2 separate regions of the Homo sapiens genome follow, and region 2 is linked to region 1. A link is an interaction called in ENCODE POLR2A ChIA-PET data of the cell type or tissue named here. Cell type or tissue: HepG2. All regions are shown on one strand. Links, peaks and the distances in the headings refer to the core of each region. The heading gives the core; the rest is flanking DNA. Region 1 holds the start of MC1R (melanocortin 1 receptor). Region 2 holds the start of LOC124903760 (a long non-coding RNA gene).

Region 1 (8,312 bases), core at 210-8,209:
GGAGGTTGCAATGAGCCGAGATCGCGCCACTGCACTCCAGCCTGGGCAACAAGAGCCAAACTCCATCTAAAAGAAAATAAGAAAAAAGGAAAATTGTGGCCAGGCGTGGTGGTGAGCGCCTGCGGTCCCAGCTACTCGGGAGGCCGAGGCTGCAGTGAGCCGAGATCGCGCCTCTGGACGCCAGCCCGGGCGACAGAGCCAGGCCTCCTCTCATAACCAAAAACAAAAACCTGGAAACACAAAGCAGAACCCGGCGTTCGAGGCCAGGCGCTCGGCCCGGGCGCTGTCCTTGGTGCTGACCTCGCGCAGCGCTTGGGGTCCTGGGGAAAGCGGGGCCGGGCTTTGAGGGCAGTGGCCAAGGCAGGTGGGAGCGGGGGTCCCCGATGAAGGGGCTGCGAGACTGGGGCCTCCAAGCCCCTCCAGGACCCGAATGCGGTTCCCGCCCGGCCCGCGGCTCCGCAGGTCTTTCAGGCGAGAGGGCGGGGCGAGCCAGGGACTCCGCCTCCCATTGGCTGAGACGGCCAGGCCCCGCCCCCAGCCCCGCCCCGCAGCCGCGAGGAGGCGGTGCCGCAGCCCGCGCGGAGGACAAAGGCTCCCCCCTCCGCCGCTGCAGGCGAACCCCGCCCCGGGGAGGGAGGAGCACAGGCCCCAGGAAAGCAAAGCCCGGGGGTCCAGATTCAGCTCTGCGGCAGTGGGGCAGCGTCCTGTGTCCCGCGGGCCCCGGTGTTTCTGCATAGCCCGGCCCGCCCCTGCCCCCCCCGGGGTGACTGCAGGCGGCCGCTCGGCTTTCCGGGCTTCGGGTTTTCTCATCCTCCCGGCGGGCTGCGCCCGGCTTACTGCATCCCCGCGAGCTGCCGGGGGCTCGGCTCCCAGCGCAGGGGTGACCGCGGTGAGTCGTCCGCGCTGCCGCGTGACCGCCCGGGACCCGGCTTTGCTCCCGGCCTCGAGTCACCCCGACTTCCCTCTGCCCAGAGTGCACGGGCCTTCCTGCCCAGCCAGGCACCGCCCGAGGACCCCAGACAGGGAAGCAGCCGCGTTGCACCCCCTATCAGCTGCGGGAGTGGAGGCCGAGAACGGCCAAGGAACTTCCCATTGATTCCACAAGGGCAGCAGAGCAAAGGAACACGCTCTTGCCGCCCCCGCCCCCGAGAAAATTTCCTTCTCTGTTGCTTTCATTGTTAAAAAGAATCAGATACTATTATTACTGTGAGACAGGATCTCACTCTATCGCCTAGTCTGGAGTACAGTGGTGCGGTCATAGTTCATTGCAGCCTCGACCTCCCACGCTGAAGCAATGCTCCCATCTCAGCCTCCCAGGTAGCTGGGACTACAGGCGCGGCCCACCACGCCAGGCTAATTTTTTTTTTTTTTTTTTTAAGAAACGGAGTTTCACCATGTTATCCCGGCTGGTCTTGAACTCCTTCGCTAAAGTGATCCTCCAGTTTCAGTCTCCCAAAGTGCTGGGATTACATGAGATTCCTCATCCACCGTGCCCGGCCAGGTATTAATTTTTAAAAAGAAATATATTAAGAAAAAACAAACAACTCAAAAGGAATAAAAAGTAGCGGGCAAACTAAGAGCTCCAGTGTTCAGAAGCAGAGCACAAGGCAGCCAAGGACACGGTCCAGGGGACAAGGGCTCCCTCTGCTACCCGTGGAGCCTCAGGGGATGTCTGCATGTGCACCTGACTTCTAGATCCCAGCTCTTGCCTGACAAGTGCCTTGTGGGACCACAGCTCTGGGCCCATCCCAGCCATAGAAGGAGAAACCCCAGGTGGGCCCCAGGGCTGCCTGCCCTCCCTCTCCCCAGAGACCCCTGACCCTCCCAGGAGCCCCAGGGCTGCCTGCCCTCCCTCCCCCCAGCGACCCCTGACCCTCCCAGGAGCAGATGCTCAGGGGAGGCTTGGCCCCAGTGACCACATTAATGAGCCCTCAGCCCCTCCCATCAGGCCAAGGCAGCTGTCAGAGGCTGCTCCGGGAGTCCTGGTTTGATTTGAGGCCACTGTCCCCCAGGTCTCCCCTCCCCCAGGCTCTCCTTGGCAGGCACAGCTGTCTCCTTGGGTGATTAGAGTCTCCCCACTACTGGGCCTCCCACCCTCAGAGGCGCCTCCACCCGGAGCCAAAGTTGCAATTTACATGTCAGCCACGTGGCTGGCCCTGTTGTAATTAGCTTTTTGTTCCTGCCTGGTTTCCATGGCAACAGCCTCCGGAGGCTGCCTTTCTCTGGCCCCTTCCCCTCCAGGACCGTCTCCTGCACCCCCTCCTTCCCAGAATCAGCGCTGCACCAGCCCTGAGCTGGGTCCCTGGCCTTGGTCCTGACAAAGCCAGCCTCCCCCCCCGATCCCCTGTTCCCCAACACTGTTCGGAGGGCAGATCCTTTGGCAAGCAGCGCCCCCAACCCGCCCCGCCCGAGCCCCAGGTTGGCTCCTGCAGGGGATGAGAACCAAGGGCCAGCCCAGCTCTCTCGCACCTGCTGTGTGACCTTGGGCCAGGGACAGCCTCCCAGGACCAGGGGACACGACGTCCCCTTAATGATTTAGGCAGGGGTCCCTGCACAGCTGCACCAACGCCCCTTTCTGCGTGGCCCCAACATCTGCGAGGTGGGCTAACAATGGAGGGAGGGGCGCGCCACGGTGCAGCCTCCACACCCCACAGCCCGGCTTTGTTCCCACATCCAATCCCCAGACTGGTAGACCCTGGGTGGGCGCGGTCAAGCCCCGCGGGGGTTGCCCAGGAGCGGCTGCGCCGATGGAGAGCCTGGTCCTGGACCAAGGTCATCTCGAGTCCAGGCCCAACCCCTCCAACAAAGGGACAGGGTGGAGCTAGGACGCCGAGGGGTGTCGGAGCAGGCTGGGGAAATCGGGGCGGCTCTAGCCTCTCGGGGGACGTTCGGCTACTCCAGTGGGGGGTTCGGGCCGAGGAAATCACGGCTGTGAGGAGAACCCCCCACCCCACCCAAACCTGCCTACCCCACCCGTCTCACTCAAGGCTATGCCGCGGCCCCAAAAAAGAGGGCCACGCCCAGACAGGGCTCCCAGCTGCACCTGCGGAGGCCCGGTGGAGGGGGTGCAGGTGTGGAGGGGGCGCAGGTGTGGAGGGGGCTGAGGCTTCGCGACTGACGTGAGCTGCGCCTCGACAGCCCGAGGTCACCTGGGCAGGGGCAGAGAGGTGCAGGCGAGAGTCCCAGGGCGGGGGCCCCGCGTCCCGGCCGCCCGGCGCGGCGCTGGGCGCATCCCTTTGTTGCAGGTTCGCAGGGGCGGGGGCAGCTGGAGGTGCGGCCCGCGGGGCACGGCGCCTCCCTCCTCCCGCCCCGGGGCCCGGGACAGGCCGGGGCGCGCAGCCTCACCTTGGCCCCGATCTGGTTGCCGCACTGGCCGGCCTGGATGTGCACGATCTCCCTCATACTGGGCGCGTCTGGCGGGCGGCTGCGGACGGGCGCGGGCGGGCCGGGCTGGCTGCTGAGGGTCGGGGACCGCGGCCGCGCGCTCTTATAGCCGCGGCCCCGCCCTTCGCATCGGCTGATGTCACCGCGGGTGGCCAATCGGGAGGCGCCGCCGCAGAGCCCCGCCCGGCCCGCAGGCTCCGCACCGCGCGTCCCCGCCCGCCGCGCGCAATGCGGCGCCCCTCCCGCAGCCAAGGATCCCCCAGCGCTGGGCCGGGCGCGGTCTGAGGGCCCCGCGCATTCGAAAGGAGGGGCTGTCTCCCAGAGGAGCTGGCTGTGGGGGCGCCGGGCTCCAGGGAGGACAATGGCCCCTCTTGGCCCTGGGAACCCCGCCCCCAGCTACCCTCTCGGTTCCGCCCTTGCGACAGCCCCACCCTGCGGCTTTGTACGGAGGGTCTTTTTTCCCCACGCCGGTTTAGAGACCAACCCGCACCATCCCAGCTCCCTGTCTTTTGGCAGACAAGGTGCTCTGAGCTTTTGCCGGTTTTGGGTGGGGGAGGTAGGTAAAGGCTGGCCCAGGCCCTGAACCCACTGAGAAGAAACAAAGCGTCGGATCAGAGCTCGGAAGGGCGCGAACACAGAGGGGTGGCGGCGGCCGAGAGCGAGCTCCGTGGGTCGCCGGCTTCCGCAGTGGGCGGGGAGGGGGTGGGCACCCGACCTCCTCCACCAAGGGGCTGCCATGAGCGTCCAAAGGAGCTTTGTGGGCCCGGGCGCGCACAGCACCTGGACGTGCCACTGCCCGGTGCGCATCCGTGTCAGGAATTGTCACAAGGACGCACAAGCCAGGCAAGAACCCGGCCAGGGTGGGGGAGGGTGGGCAGCGGCTTCTATCTGACTCACTCTCTGAGGTCGGAGACTGCGTGCAGGGGGGCCTCGGGGGAGCGACTGGAGATGCGTTTACTGGTCAGAGAAGGAAGGGAGCAAAGGACTCGCCGGCACGGCACTGACCTCCTCCTGGGCCAGATATTACAGTGCCACCACCTTAGAACAAGGGCCTTCTGATACTTCAGTAACAAAAATCCTTCAGGAAGGGTCTGACAGTGCACGATGTACAGACGAACCCCACCCGGCCCCCAAATCAGCATTCACTTCACAAAATGAGCAGCTGCGAACTTGCCTGTGGACGCCTGTGTCCGGTCTGTGTGCACAGGGCTGTGTGTGGGTGGCGTGGACCTGTACCTGTCTCTCTCTTTTCTCTCAAGAAGCTCTCCAGTTTGGAAAGTCGAGAAATGGATCTTTTGTTCTCAAGAGATGCCCCTCCCTGCCCCACAGTGTGCTCGTGTGGCTGCTGCTGGGGTCTAGCTGCCTGGGGTTCCTCCCTGTCCCTGTTCAAGGGAGTCCGGGGTGAGTGTCTGAGGTGCCTCCCTGTCTCCACGAGGGAAGAAGTTTTGCAGCCTCAGGGCAGCCAGCTCCTGCTCCATCCTCAGAGGGGTCTGGTGCCGGGCTTAAGGCTGACTCACCGTCCGGTCTCCCAGCAGAGGCGGGCCCTGCCAGGAAGCAGCTCCCAGTTCTGAGGCCGGCAGTCAGGGGTGGGGCTGGCCAGGGGGCTGCTGACTGAGCCTGCGTAGGAGTCGGCTGATGGCCCTGCAGCCTCCATTGAGCCTGTCCCAGGAAGGGGGCTGACTGAGTGCTCAGTCTCTGCAGAGGAAATGGAGGTGGTCTCTTCAGCGAGACGCCCAGGTTTCAGCAGAGGGATGGCCCAGGGGCGCCACTGCTCCCCAGCACCAGGCAGCATAGTTCATCCCCAGGTACTCACTCCCAGGGACTTCTCCGCCGGCTGGGCCTCTGCCTCACTGCCATCTTCAGAAGCCTCACATCAAGCATTTCCCAGGACTGGCTGAACACAGACCCTCCACCCCCGACCCCTTCCCCACCTGCCTACTCCCAGAATGGCAGTGCTGGGCAGACAGCAGACCCAGCCCCCAGCCCACCTGCACTGAGCCCCCTTCCAGGCATCTCAGAGTGGACAGGGATGGTCCCATTCACGGCTCATCATGGCTGGAGGGACTCAGGGCCAGGGCCAGCAAAGGGATGTGTCCCGGCTGAGGTCACATGTGGTCACAGGGAAGGCTGGGAACCCGCCTCTTCTGCAGCTAGGACAGCGTCAAGAGTGGAGGGGACTGGGGCCCTGCTGCACCTGCTCGTCCTTCCTCTAGGCTGGGGTTTGTCAGCACGGAGAGAAAACCGAGAAGCAGGGTCAGCGCAAGCCTGGTTGGGACCTCCACACTCCCCAGGCATTTGGGGCCTCTGGGGCTGTGGCTTCCTCACCTGGGGAGGCAGCCACGTTTTCCGGGACTCCTTTCTTCCCTCTCGACTCTCACCCCTGCCCACCTTCCCCTCCCCCATCCCTCCACCCGCAAACTTCAAGCACTTTCTGGAAGGGGCTAAGGTGGGTGATGCTGAGTCACATTTATTACCAGACTTTCCTGGCCCCATGCTCACAGGCACTGGTCACTGAGTCAGGCATTTGCCAGGGCTGTCTGCTTGGGCGACTGCTGCAGGAAAGCAGGCTGAGGCCCCAGTGCCCAGTCTGAGCCTTAGAACCGGCCCTCAGGAGGGCTCAGCCCCATACCACTAGGGGGGCTCCTGCAAACCTGGTCCCTTGGCCTGAGGCAGGGATTTCACCTCCTTTTGCAGGAGCCGCTGCAAGGCTGTGGATGAAGCTTTCTGGTCACAAAGCCCCTTCTCCTGGGGCTGCTGTGGGAGTAGCTCTTGGCACACACTTCCACCCAGAGACTTCACATCCCAGCTGACGAGGGCACGGTCCTGAGAGCTGGCAGCAAAGATGGGGTGGGGTGGATGCTGCTCAGTCATTGGAGCAGACGGAGTGTCCCAGGAGTGGGCGGAAAATGTCTCTTTAGGAGCCTGAGGTTGGCCCCTGGTGCCCGGAGCCTGAGGCCCCACAACCTCCCCATGTCCTCCTCCGTTCCCCACGACTGCTGGTGAGAAGTCCTGCCTGGAGTTTTGCAGGGACCCCTCCCTGGACCCAGAAGGGTCCGCGCTTCAACACTTTCAGAGATCATTTAGTCCATCCTCTTTGACAAACGGGGACCAGGGAGGTAAGGAACTGCCCAGGGTCACACAGGAACCAGACCACACAATATCACCACCTCCCTCTGCCCAGCACACTTAAAGCCGCGTGCACCGCGCTCACCAGGAGCATGTCAGCACCTCCTTGAGCGTCCTGCGGAGCTCCTGGCTGTGGAAGGCGTAGATGAGGGGGTCGATGATGGCATTGCAGATGATGAGGGCGAGAAAGAGGTTGAAGTTCTTGAAGATGCAGCCGCACGTGGGGTGCTCGGGGCAGAGGACGATGAGTGTGAGATGCAGGAAGAAGGGGCCCCAGCAGAGGAAGAAAATGCCCAGCAGGATGGTGAGGGTGACAGCGCCTTTAAGGCCAAAGCCCTGGTGGACCGGGCGCTGCCTCTTGTGGAGCCGGGCGATGCCCTGGGCGTGCTGGCAGGCCCGGGCCAGCATGTGGACGTACAGCACGGCCATGAGCACCAGCATAGCCAGGAAGAAGACCACGAGGCACAGCAGGACGGCCACGTGGTCGTAGTAGGCGATGAAGAGCGTGCTGAAGACGACACTGGCCACCCAGATGGCCGCAACGGCTCGCCGCGCCCGCGGCAGGGTCACGATGCTGTGGTAGCGCAGTGCGTAGAAGATGGAGATGTAGCGGTCCACGGCGATGGCGCCCAGGAAGCAGAGGCTGGACAGCATGGAGCTGCAGGTGATCACGTCAATGACATTGTCCAGCTGCTGCAGCACCGCAGCCCGGGCCACCAGTGCACCGGCCTCCAGCAGGAGGATGACGGCCGTCTCCAGCACGTTGCTCCCGCTCACCAGCAGGTCCGACAAGGCCAGGCAGCAGATGAAGCAGTACATGGGTGAGTGCAGGTTCCGGTTCTTGGCGATGGTGGCCACCACCAGCGCGTTCTCCACCAAGCTCACCAGCCCCAGGCTGAGGAAGAGCCCGTCAGAGATGGACACCTCCAGGCACCGGGCTCCTGTCTGGTTGGCAGCCAGCCCCAGCTGGGGGATGGCTGTGGGGGTGGAGTTGAGGGAGCCCAGAAGTCTTCTCTGGGATCCCTGCACAGCCATAGTCCTGTCCAGGAAGCAGGAAGGAGTCGTTGGAGGCCTCCAGGTCCCCACAGTTCTTCCCCTCCAGGTGTCCTGCTTAGTTCATGGTGCTGCCAGGGGGCCTTGGGTGTCCCCCATGCCTGCCTCCTTCCATCTGGGCACCCCCAGATCTGCCCTCACACCCTCTCCCTGGCTGGACAGGTCAGCCCAGGCATGGCCCAGCCAGTCCAGACACCTCCTGGCATCTACCGCCTGGGCTCAGGGATTCTCACAACCAAGCCTGGTCCTCAGCTCCCTCCCTGCCTCTTCCCTGGTGGCTGCTGCTCAGGTCCCCAGGACATTTCGACACCTCTGGACCGTCCTGGCCTCTGTCTCCTGCCTTCCTGGGCCAGGGCTGCGCTGAGGTCCTGGGAAGAATGGAGCTTTTCTCTGCGTTTTAAAAAGTCGTTCTCAGAGCCCCTCCCACTGAGGGCGGCCACATGCCGGGGGCGTGAGCACCCACCATGGCCCGGCCTGCCACCAGGCGGCGTGCAGGACCCAGGGGGTCCCTCACACCGCGGATCTCCTTTACGTTAAAAAACACCACAGTCTGTCCTGGTCACCAGGGCCCCCACCTGGCCGCCCCTCTAGGAGTCCGGAGCTTCCCCGGGACCTGCCCTCTCCAGAGGCCCCACCCTTCACCCCTCCCCTCGTCAGCAGCTCAGGGAGGACAGGGGTCCCCTCTGCTCTCAGCCAAAGCACGCATGGAGCAGCAACTCAGCTGTCAACGTTCACGGCAGATTTGGGGG
Region 2 (8,312 bases), core at 303-8,302, 85 kb after region 1:
CGGATCACCTGAGGTCAGGAGTTGGAGACCAGCCTGACCAACAGGGAGAAACCCCACCTCTCCTAAAAATACAAAATTAGCCGGGCATGGTGGCGCATGCCTGTAATCCCAGCTACTCGGGAGGAACACGCCTGTAATCCCAGCTACTTGGGAGGCTGAGGCAAGAGAACGGCTTGAACCTGGGAGGTGGAGGTTGCGGTGAGCCGAGATCGTGCCACTGCACTCCAGCCTGGGTAACAAAAGCAAAACTCCATCTCAAAAAAAAAAAAATTATTTACCGTGGCCTCTATCTGCGCAGCCATCCCATAAAGGTTGGTGCCATAATTTCCTCGTTACAGATGAGGAAATCGAGGCTCAGGCAGGTTGAGAAACTTACCCAAGACCATACCCCTAATAAATGGGGCAGCTGGGCCACCGAGCATGGCCAGACCACAGCAAGCAACCCAGCCGAACACCCAGGTATAAGTGCATACAGAGCTACCACAACCACGTCACCAACGTGGCCACAGAGCTACCACAACCACGTCACCAACGTGGCCACATGGGGTTATGCAAACCACCTTTTGCTTATCTAAAAAATTCTCTCCAGGGTAGAGCAGACGGAGGCAGTAAGGACCCCAGATTCTCATCAAGTCTATTAGTGCCATGCTAAGGTGGGAGGCAGAACCAGGACCCCTCGTTTCCATCCACCACTAAGAGTTAAGAGCCTATTTCTCCCTGCAGGGAAGCACAGCCTCAATGAGAGAAGAAAAGCCACCTGAGTTTCTTTTTCCTTTTTTTTTTTTTTTGAAACAAGGTGTTGCTCTGTCACCCAGGCTGGAGTGCAGTGGTGTAATCATGGCTCACTGCAGCCATGACTTCCTGGGCTCAAGCGATCCTCCCGCCTCAGCCTCCCAAAGTGCTGGGAGTACAGGTGTGAGCTACTGCACCTGACTCAGATTTCTTTTGTGTAAAATAACAAATGACTAGAACAAAGATGCTAGGGAGTCTTCTTTGAAACAATCCTGTGTGTGCTTGTAAAAGATGACAGGTTTCAGCTGGGCGCGGTGGCTCACGCCTGTAATCCCAGCACTTTGGGAGGCCGAGGCAGGCGGATCATGAGGTCAGGAGATCGAGACCATCCTGGCTAACACGGTGAAACCCCGTCTCTACTAAAAAATACAAAAAAATAAGCTGGGCGTGGTGGCGGGCACCTGTAGTCCCAGCTACTCGGGAGGCTGAGGCAGGAGAATGGCGTGAACCTGGGAGGCGGAGTTTGCAGTGAGCCGAGATTGCGCCATTGCACTCCAGCCTGGGCGACAGAGTGACTCCATCTCAAAAAAAAAAAAAAAAAAATTTGAAAACTTTTTATTTTTATGCAAACCATCTCCAACTTTTGAGAGAAACATTACGGTAACATTAAAATATAACTTTGAAAGGATTTGGGCCAGACATGGTGGCTCATGCCTGTAATCCAGCACTTTGGGAGGCCGAGGCGGGCGGATCCCAAGGTCAGGAGATCGAAACCATCCTGGCTAACACGGTGAAACCCCGTCTCTACTAAAAATCTAAAAAATTAGCCAGGCCTGGTGGCGGGCGCCTGTAGTCCCAGTTATTCGGGAGGCTGAGACAGGAGAATGATGTGAACCCGGGAGGTGGAGCTTGCAGTGAGCCGAGATCGCGCCACTGCACTCCAGCCTGGACGACAGAGCGAGACTCCGTCTCAAAAAAAAAAAAAAAAAAAAAAGATGACAGGTTTCATTTGGAAGAGGGATGTCTGTGGGACATTTGCTGCCTGCAGCTCCTCCAGCAGCTTCAAGAGGAAGGTCGTCCCACACTGCAGGGAGGTGGGTGGTGGACAGAGGTTACCAGGCAGCCTCAGCCTCCATCTGCTTGGGAGCGTCAGCCTAGCCCGACAAGGGGTTTGGTGGGAGGTCAGATCCTGACCAACCTGTGGCTACTGGCGCTGGGTGTCTTGCCCCTGTGACCTCACTTCCTCACCTGCAGGACAGAGATGACTCCTGCTCAATCTCACGCATGGCGTTACCTCGAATAACAAGTCAGGTGGCAGACACACACAGGCATGATCATCAGTGACAATGGCAGTGAGGCCACCAGGGCCCCCTGGCCAGGCTTGGCCCAAGGCTGCCCTGCCTTTGACTCTCTTAGCCTTGGGGTCAGGACAGGGATGGCTCTGGGGGAGCCCATGCTCTCTGCATGGGAAGGGGTACGACTCCCCTTTTCACCCCACCCCCAGAGGAAGACCTCACACATCTTGATGAGGCCATAGCATTTGGCTACATTGGGCCCAACCCCCGCACGTGGCCGCTGCTTAAACGCTGACTGTGAGTGAAGCCATCTCTGATCTCTCCCGCCTCCAGGGGTTTCCTGCTTCCCAGGTCTCAGGCTGAGTGCTCTCAGAAGCACCAGGGCCAGGGCAGACAGGGGGACGCAGCACACCCATTCCTGGCAGACCCACGAACTAGCAACAGCCCAAAGCAGGCACCCTGCAGCAACTTTCAAATCAGCGCCGCCCCCCACCCACTGCCAACACTCCTGGAAGGCACAGGCACCCGGCCACACACCCATGACATCCCTAACAGTTTTTTTTTTTTTTTTGAGATGGAGTCTCGCTCTGTCGCCCAGGCTGGAGTGCAGTGGCGCGATCTCGGCTCACTGCAATCTCTGCCTCCTGGGTTCATGCCATTCTCCTGCCTCAGCCTCCTAAGTAGATGGGACTACAGGCGCCCGCCACCACGCCCAGCTAATTTTTTGTATTTTTAGTAATTTTTTTGTATTTAGTAATTTTTGTATTTTTAGAGATGGGGTTTCACCATGTTAGCCAGGATGGTCTCGATCTCCTGACCTCGTGATCCACCCGCCTTGGCCTCCCAAAGTGCTGGGATTACAGGCGTGAGCCACAGCGCCCAGCCCCCTCCTAACAGTTTAACACTCGAAACACAGATGTGTCCACTTGAGACACGTCTGTAATCCCAGCACTTTGGGAGGCCGAGGCAGATAGATCACCTGAGGTAAAAGGTTCAAGACCAGCCTGGCCAACATGGTGAAACCCCGTCTCTACTAGATTGCACACAGGGACACTGGGCAGCCATGAAAGAGAACAAGAGCCCTTTGTGCGGAGAAAACCCAAGACCCACACTGAGGAAAAGAGAGGGGAGCCCCTGAGTGCAGGAGGAGACAGAGCCACCTGCCTGCTGCACAGATGAAAAACACTCCTAGCACGGGCTGTTGGACACCCTTCATTGCACTCTGCACTTTGATTTGGAGCATGTGGATGTGCGAGTGTCAAGAAATCAAGGTGTGAGAGTGAGTAAGCCCGCAGCACCCAAGTCAGTCTTAGAATTCAGGGTGGGGGCCTGGTGGTCTGGGGCAAACACAGATCTGCCATCAGACAGCCTGTGTGGCTTCCGTGGCTCACCGTGCTTCCCTGAGCTTCCCTGGTTCCCGCTGATGAAACAGAGAAATCACCTACCATAAGAGTTATTGTAGGCTGGGGACGGTGGCTCACGCCTGTAATCCCAGCACTTTGGGAGGCCGAGGCAGGCCGATCACCTGAGGTAAGGGGTTCAAGACCAGCCTGGCCAACATGGTGAAACCCCATCTCTACTAAAAAATACAAAAATTAGCTGGGCATGGTGGTGGGTTCCTGTAGTCCCAGCTACTCAGGAGGCTGAGGCAGGAGAATGGCAAGAACCTAGGAGGTGGAGTTTGCAGTGAGCTGAGATTGCACCACTACACTCCAGCCTGGGCAATGTGGTAAGATCCCGTCTCTCTTAAAAATACAAAAAAAAAAAAAAAAAAAAAAAATGCTGAGCGTGGTGGTGTGTGCCTGTGGTCCCAGTTACTCTGGAGGCTGAGGTGGGAGAATCGTTTGATCCCCGGAGGCGGAGACTGCAGTGAGCTGAGGCACTCCAGCCTGGGTGACAGAGCAAGACTTGTCTCAGAAAAAAAAATAAAAACAAAAAAAGAAGCTGCTGAGAGCAGGCAAATGGAAGCCCAGAGGGAGAAACGCCCGCACGAAACCAGGAGTCTGTGTTTGTTTAGCAAACAGAGCCTGCTCTTTGGGTCAGAGGGAACCATGTGGTTGAGCCGTGAGCTTCCTCTTGCATCTCACTTCCGCCAGTGCTCGTCTCAGAGGGCGGTGGCTGATCCCTGGCTGAGACCAACCCACTCGTTCCATAAACTCACACGCCCCCCGCACGGGGCGTCCTCCTCCTCAACAAGAACCCAGGATGCCAGGCATCAATGCCTGCGGAGACCCGAGTCCGGGAGGTGCGTGCGGAGACCCGAGTCCGGGAGGCGTGTGTTGGCCACAGAACTGCCCTCAGCAGTGCCCCTGATCCCCCGCTTCTCCGCTCCTGCAGGGATCCCGACCCAGCCCCTGCCTGGCGTGTGTCAAGTCTTGAGGTGAGCCCTAAGGGGACCCCACCGCTGGTCACAGCAGAAAGGCAGCAGCTGAGAGGTGACAGCGTCAGATCCTACCTGAGAAGGTGCCCTCTCTCCTGGCTAAGAAGCACCCCTGTCACATGCGCCTCACGATGCGGCTATGCTATTAATCCCGGTCCAAGAGGTCCAGAGAGGGTGAGGAACTGACCCAAGGCCACCCAGCTGAGTCTGACCCTGGGCCTAGCCTTGGCTCCAGGGCTGACACGGAGACCTCAACTCTTCCCCCTCACCACCATCCGAGTCCCCTGAGGGTGGGGTGCCTCACTCCTGCAGCAGCAGACCAGGGAACTTGTTACAGATGCAGATTCTCAGGCTGACCTGGGAGGGTCAGAGTCAGATGTTCCGGGCAGGACTCGGATCTGGATTTAACAGGCCTGACAACGGAGCCTCGAGTCCTGCTCGAGGGAGAAGACCTGCAATTCCAGAACCCACGCGACGGGCCAGGCACGGGCAGCTTTGGAAACACAGATTCCTGGGGCCTGCAAAGACCTACAGAACAGGAATCTGGGGTGCAGGATTTTTTCTTTTTTTAGCTGGAGTTTCACTCTTGTTACCTAGGCTGGAGTGCAATGGCGCAATCCTGGCTCACCACAACCTCCGCCTCCCAGGTTCAAGCGATTCTCCTGCCTCATCCTCCTCAGTAGCTGGGATTACAGGCATGTACCACGACGCCCAGCTAACTTTCTTTTTTTCTTTTTTTTTTTTTTCAGTAGAGACGGGGTTTCTCCATGTTGGTCAGGCTGGTCTCGAACTCCCGACCTCAGGTGATCCGCCTGCCTTGGCCTCCCAAAGTGCTGGGATGACAGGCGTGAGCCACCGCCCCCGGCCGGGGGATATTTTTCACAGCTCTCCAGGGCGGTGAGACCTTCACAGCAGAGGTCAAGGTCGTTCTGGGTGAATGTACATTCCGGATTCTTGCATTTCACTGTATGTAAATTTCACCTCAAAAGAAACAACTATAAACAAACGTTGGTGTCTGCTTAATACCACACAGGCTGAAGTATTTAGGGGAACCGTCCTACCATCCACAACTTCCCTGAAATGCATTAAAATGAGATGGAAGGGAGGATGGAGAGAGACGCAAGGAAATACCTGGAGACAGTGGAGGAGGATCTGGAGGTGGGTTGTGGGCACTCCCTCAGATTCTCGGCCCCCGGTCCGCTGCAGTCGGCAGAATCACGGCCCCTAAAGCTGTCTGTGTTCTAACCCCAGAACCTGTGAGCATGTACCGAGAGGAGCTTACAGTGGCAGTTGAGGGTCCAGGTGCTGACCCCTGACAGGTGGATCATCCTGGGTTTCTGACCTCTTCAACTGTAAGAGAATAACCTATGTTTGTTTTGTTTTTGTTTTTGAAATGGAGTCTCACTGTGTCGCCCAGGCTGGAGGGCAGTGGCGCAATCTCGACTCACTACAACCTCCGCCTCCCAGATTCAAGCGATTCTCCTGCCTTAACCTCCTAAACAACTGGGACTACAGACGCCCGCCACCAAGCTCAGCAAATTTTTGTATTTTTAGTAGAGACGGGGTTTCACCATGTTGGCCAGGCTGTTCTCAAACTCCTGACCTCATGTGATCCGCCAGCCTCAGCCTCCCAAAGTGCTGGGATTACAGGTGTGAGCCACCACACCTGGCCCATACACTCCTTTTAAACTACTCCCACGCACTCCTCCCGCTCCTCAGTCCCAGAGAGACACACGCGCTGGAATGAAGGGGTCTTTGGAATGAGGAGGACAGAGAAGCCAGGCGAGGCTGGGCCCTTCCTCCAGGTGTCCTCGACTTCCCCGGCACGGGCTGATTTGCCTAATTACCAGGTGTGTTTCCAGCCCGCCTTCCTCCTAAATGGGGCCTCAACCTTATCTGGAGTCCCAATGCCCTCTGAGGAGTCAGAGTGAATGATCAGAGCCGAAACCTTCTGTCTTCCTGCACTGAGACCCACTGATATGTTTGCTTAAATGGGCTGCAAACCAGGACCAGACCAACCAGTCCCTACAGGCTGTGGGAGCCGGCTCTCACCAGCACTCCAATACCCCTGTTGCTGAATTAGGAAGACATAGCAGATTCTTTCCTATCTGGGGCAGAGAAACTACTCTCTGTGAACATCAGGCTGGTGGTGAGTCGGTGTAGGAGGGCCTGGAAGGTGGCAGTGAGGACGGGGCCACATTCCCACCATTAACCGAATCTCAACAGTAGCACAGGGACCCCAAGCCTTTGCCCAAAAGCACAAGGCAGAACTTGCAAGAGCTGCCCAAGCCAGGGCTCAGCGAAAAATCACACGGGCTATGCTTATCCACGCTTCTAAGACGGCCAACCGCGAGCGCAGGCAGGTTCACAGATTCACACGGGCTATGCTTATCCACGCTTCTACGACGGCCAACCGTGAGTGCGGGCAGGTTCACAGATTCACACGGGCTATGCTTATCTAGGCTTCTACGACGGCCAACTGCGAGTGCGGGCAGGTTCACAGATTCACACGGGCTATGCTTATCCACGCTTCTACGACGGCCAACCGCGAGTGCGGGCAGGTTCACAGATTCACCCGGGCTATGCTTATGGGGCCTTCTACGACGGCCAGCCGCGAGTGCGGGCAGGTTCACAGATTCACACGGGCTATGCTTGTGGGGCCTTCTACGACGGCCAGCTGCGAGTGCGGGCAGGTTCACAGATTCACACGGGCTATGCTTATGGGGCCTTCTACGACGGCCAACCGCGAATGCGGGCAGGTTCACAGATTCACATGGGCTATGCTTATCCACACTTCTACGATGGCCAACCGCGAGTGCGGGCAGGTTCACAGATTCACACGGGCTATGCTTATCCAGGCTTCTACGACGGCCAACCGCGAGTGCGGGCAGGTTCACAGATTCACACGGGCTATGCTTATCCAGGCTTCTACAACGGCCAACCGCGAGTGCGGGCAGGTTCACAGATTCACACGGGCTATGCTTATGGGGCCTTCTACGACGGCCAACCGCGAATGCGGGCAGGTTCACAGATTCACATGGGCTATGCTTATCCACACTTCTACGATGGCCAACCGCGAGTGCGGGCAGGTTCACAGATTCACACGGGCTATGCTTATCCAGGCTTCTACGATGGCCAACCGCGAGTGCGGGCAGGTTCACAGATTCACACGGGCTATGCTTATCCAGGCTTCTACGACGGCCAACCGTGAGCACAGGCAGGTTCACAGATTCACACGGGCTATGCTTATGGGGCCTTCTACGACGGCCAACCGCGAGCGCGGGCAGGTTCACAGATTCACACGGGCTATGCTTATCCATGCTTCTACGACGGCCAACCGTGAGCACAGGCAGGTTCACAGATTCACACGGGCTATGCTTATCCAGGCTTCTACGACGGCCAACCGCGAGCGCAGGCAGGTTCACAGATTCACACGGGCTATGCTTATCCATGCTTCTACGACGGCCAACCGCGAGCGCAGGCAGGTTCACAGATGTCTCCGTAAAGAGAAGAGTCTTGCTGCAGGACTGCCTTCCTGTGAGGTAACCCTTGCTCAGAGGTGAGACTATATCGGGAATGCCATCTACAAACAAACCCCAGCTCACACAGAGACACACCCAGCTCACACCCACACCCACACACAGCGGCCAGCCTCCTTCCCGCTTTCTACATGGGAGGGCTCAGGGATAGAGGTCATTTTACGTCACAGGGAAACACGCCCCGGAGGAGCTCCCAGCCCCCACCGGGTGCACCTTGCAGAACCCCTCCCTGAGAATCCGGTCGGGATTCGCAGCCTGGACCCACACGTGCTGCTCCCCAAGGCAGGTCCAGCGAGTGCACAGGTGCAGATCCCTTGCTGCCACCTCCACTGGCCAGTGCTTCCGGAGCCAGGCGTGCCCAGGGCT

The links. Peaks named below come from ENCODE experiments on the same cell type or tissue, not always from the same donor. Only the 100,000 strongest peaks of a DNase experiment are listed, where the experiment ranks them.
Region 2: POLR2A ChIA-PET joins it to region 1 with 11 read pairs; 10 of 35 experiments call an interaction of 5 or more read pairs at or near these places.

The regions. Positions count from the first base shown.
Region 1 is chr16:89,918,492-89,926,803 of GRCh38, reverse strand. It overlaps MC1R (melanocortin 1 receptor), which reads right to left and starts at 7,942. Exons shown (of 1, transcript NM_002386.4): 1 at 5,832-7,942. The coding sequence starts at 7,545. The coding sequence ends at 6,592. It overlaps TUBB3 (tubulin beta 3 class III), which reads right to left and starts at 3,462. Exons shown (of 4, transcript NM_006086.4): 1 at 3,346-3,462. The coding sequence starts at 3,402. It overlaps LOC124903759 (keratin-associated protein 5-1-like), which reads right to left. Exons shown (of 4, transcript XM_047435031.1): 4 at 7,834-7,953. The coding sequence ends at 7,849. RefSeq lists silencers at 206-865, 3,206-3,455, 3,536-3,685, 3,706-3,795, 7,221-7,502 and enhancers at 632-1,532, 3,649-3,943, 3,866-4,749, 5,636-6,519, 6,520-7,403 and 3 more. In HepG2, for the core only: a CTCF peak has its summit at 8,057; DNase peaks (open chromatin) are centred at 3,633, 4,263, 4,933, 8,023 and 4 weaker places; H3K4me3 peaks cover 5,729 bases.
Region 2 is chr16:89,833,660-89,841,971 of GRCh38, reverse strand. All of the region lies in intron 1 of SPIRE2 (spire type actin nucleation factor 2), which reads right to left. LOC124903760 (a long non-coding RNA gene) reads left to right here and starts at 3,934. Exons shown (of 2, transcript XR_007065186.1): 1 at 3,934-4,272; 2 at 4,365-5,413. RefSeq lists enhancers at 3,692-4,313, 4,314-4,936, 6,948-8,147. In HepG2, for the core only: a CTCF peak has its summit at 3,181; DNase peaks (open chromatin) are centred at 3,141, 4,071, 5,341 and 7,996; H3K4me3 peaks cover 1,045 bases.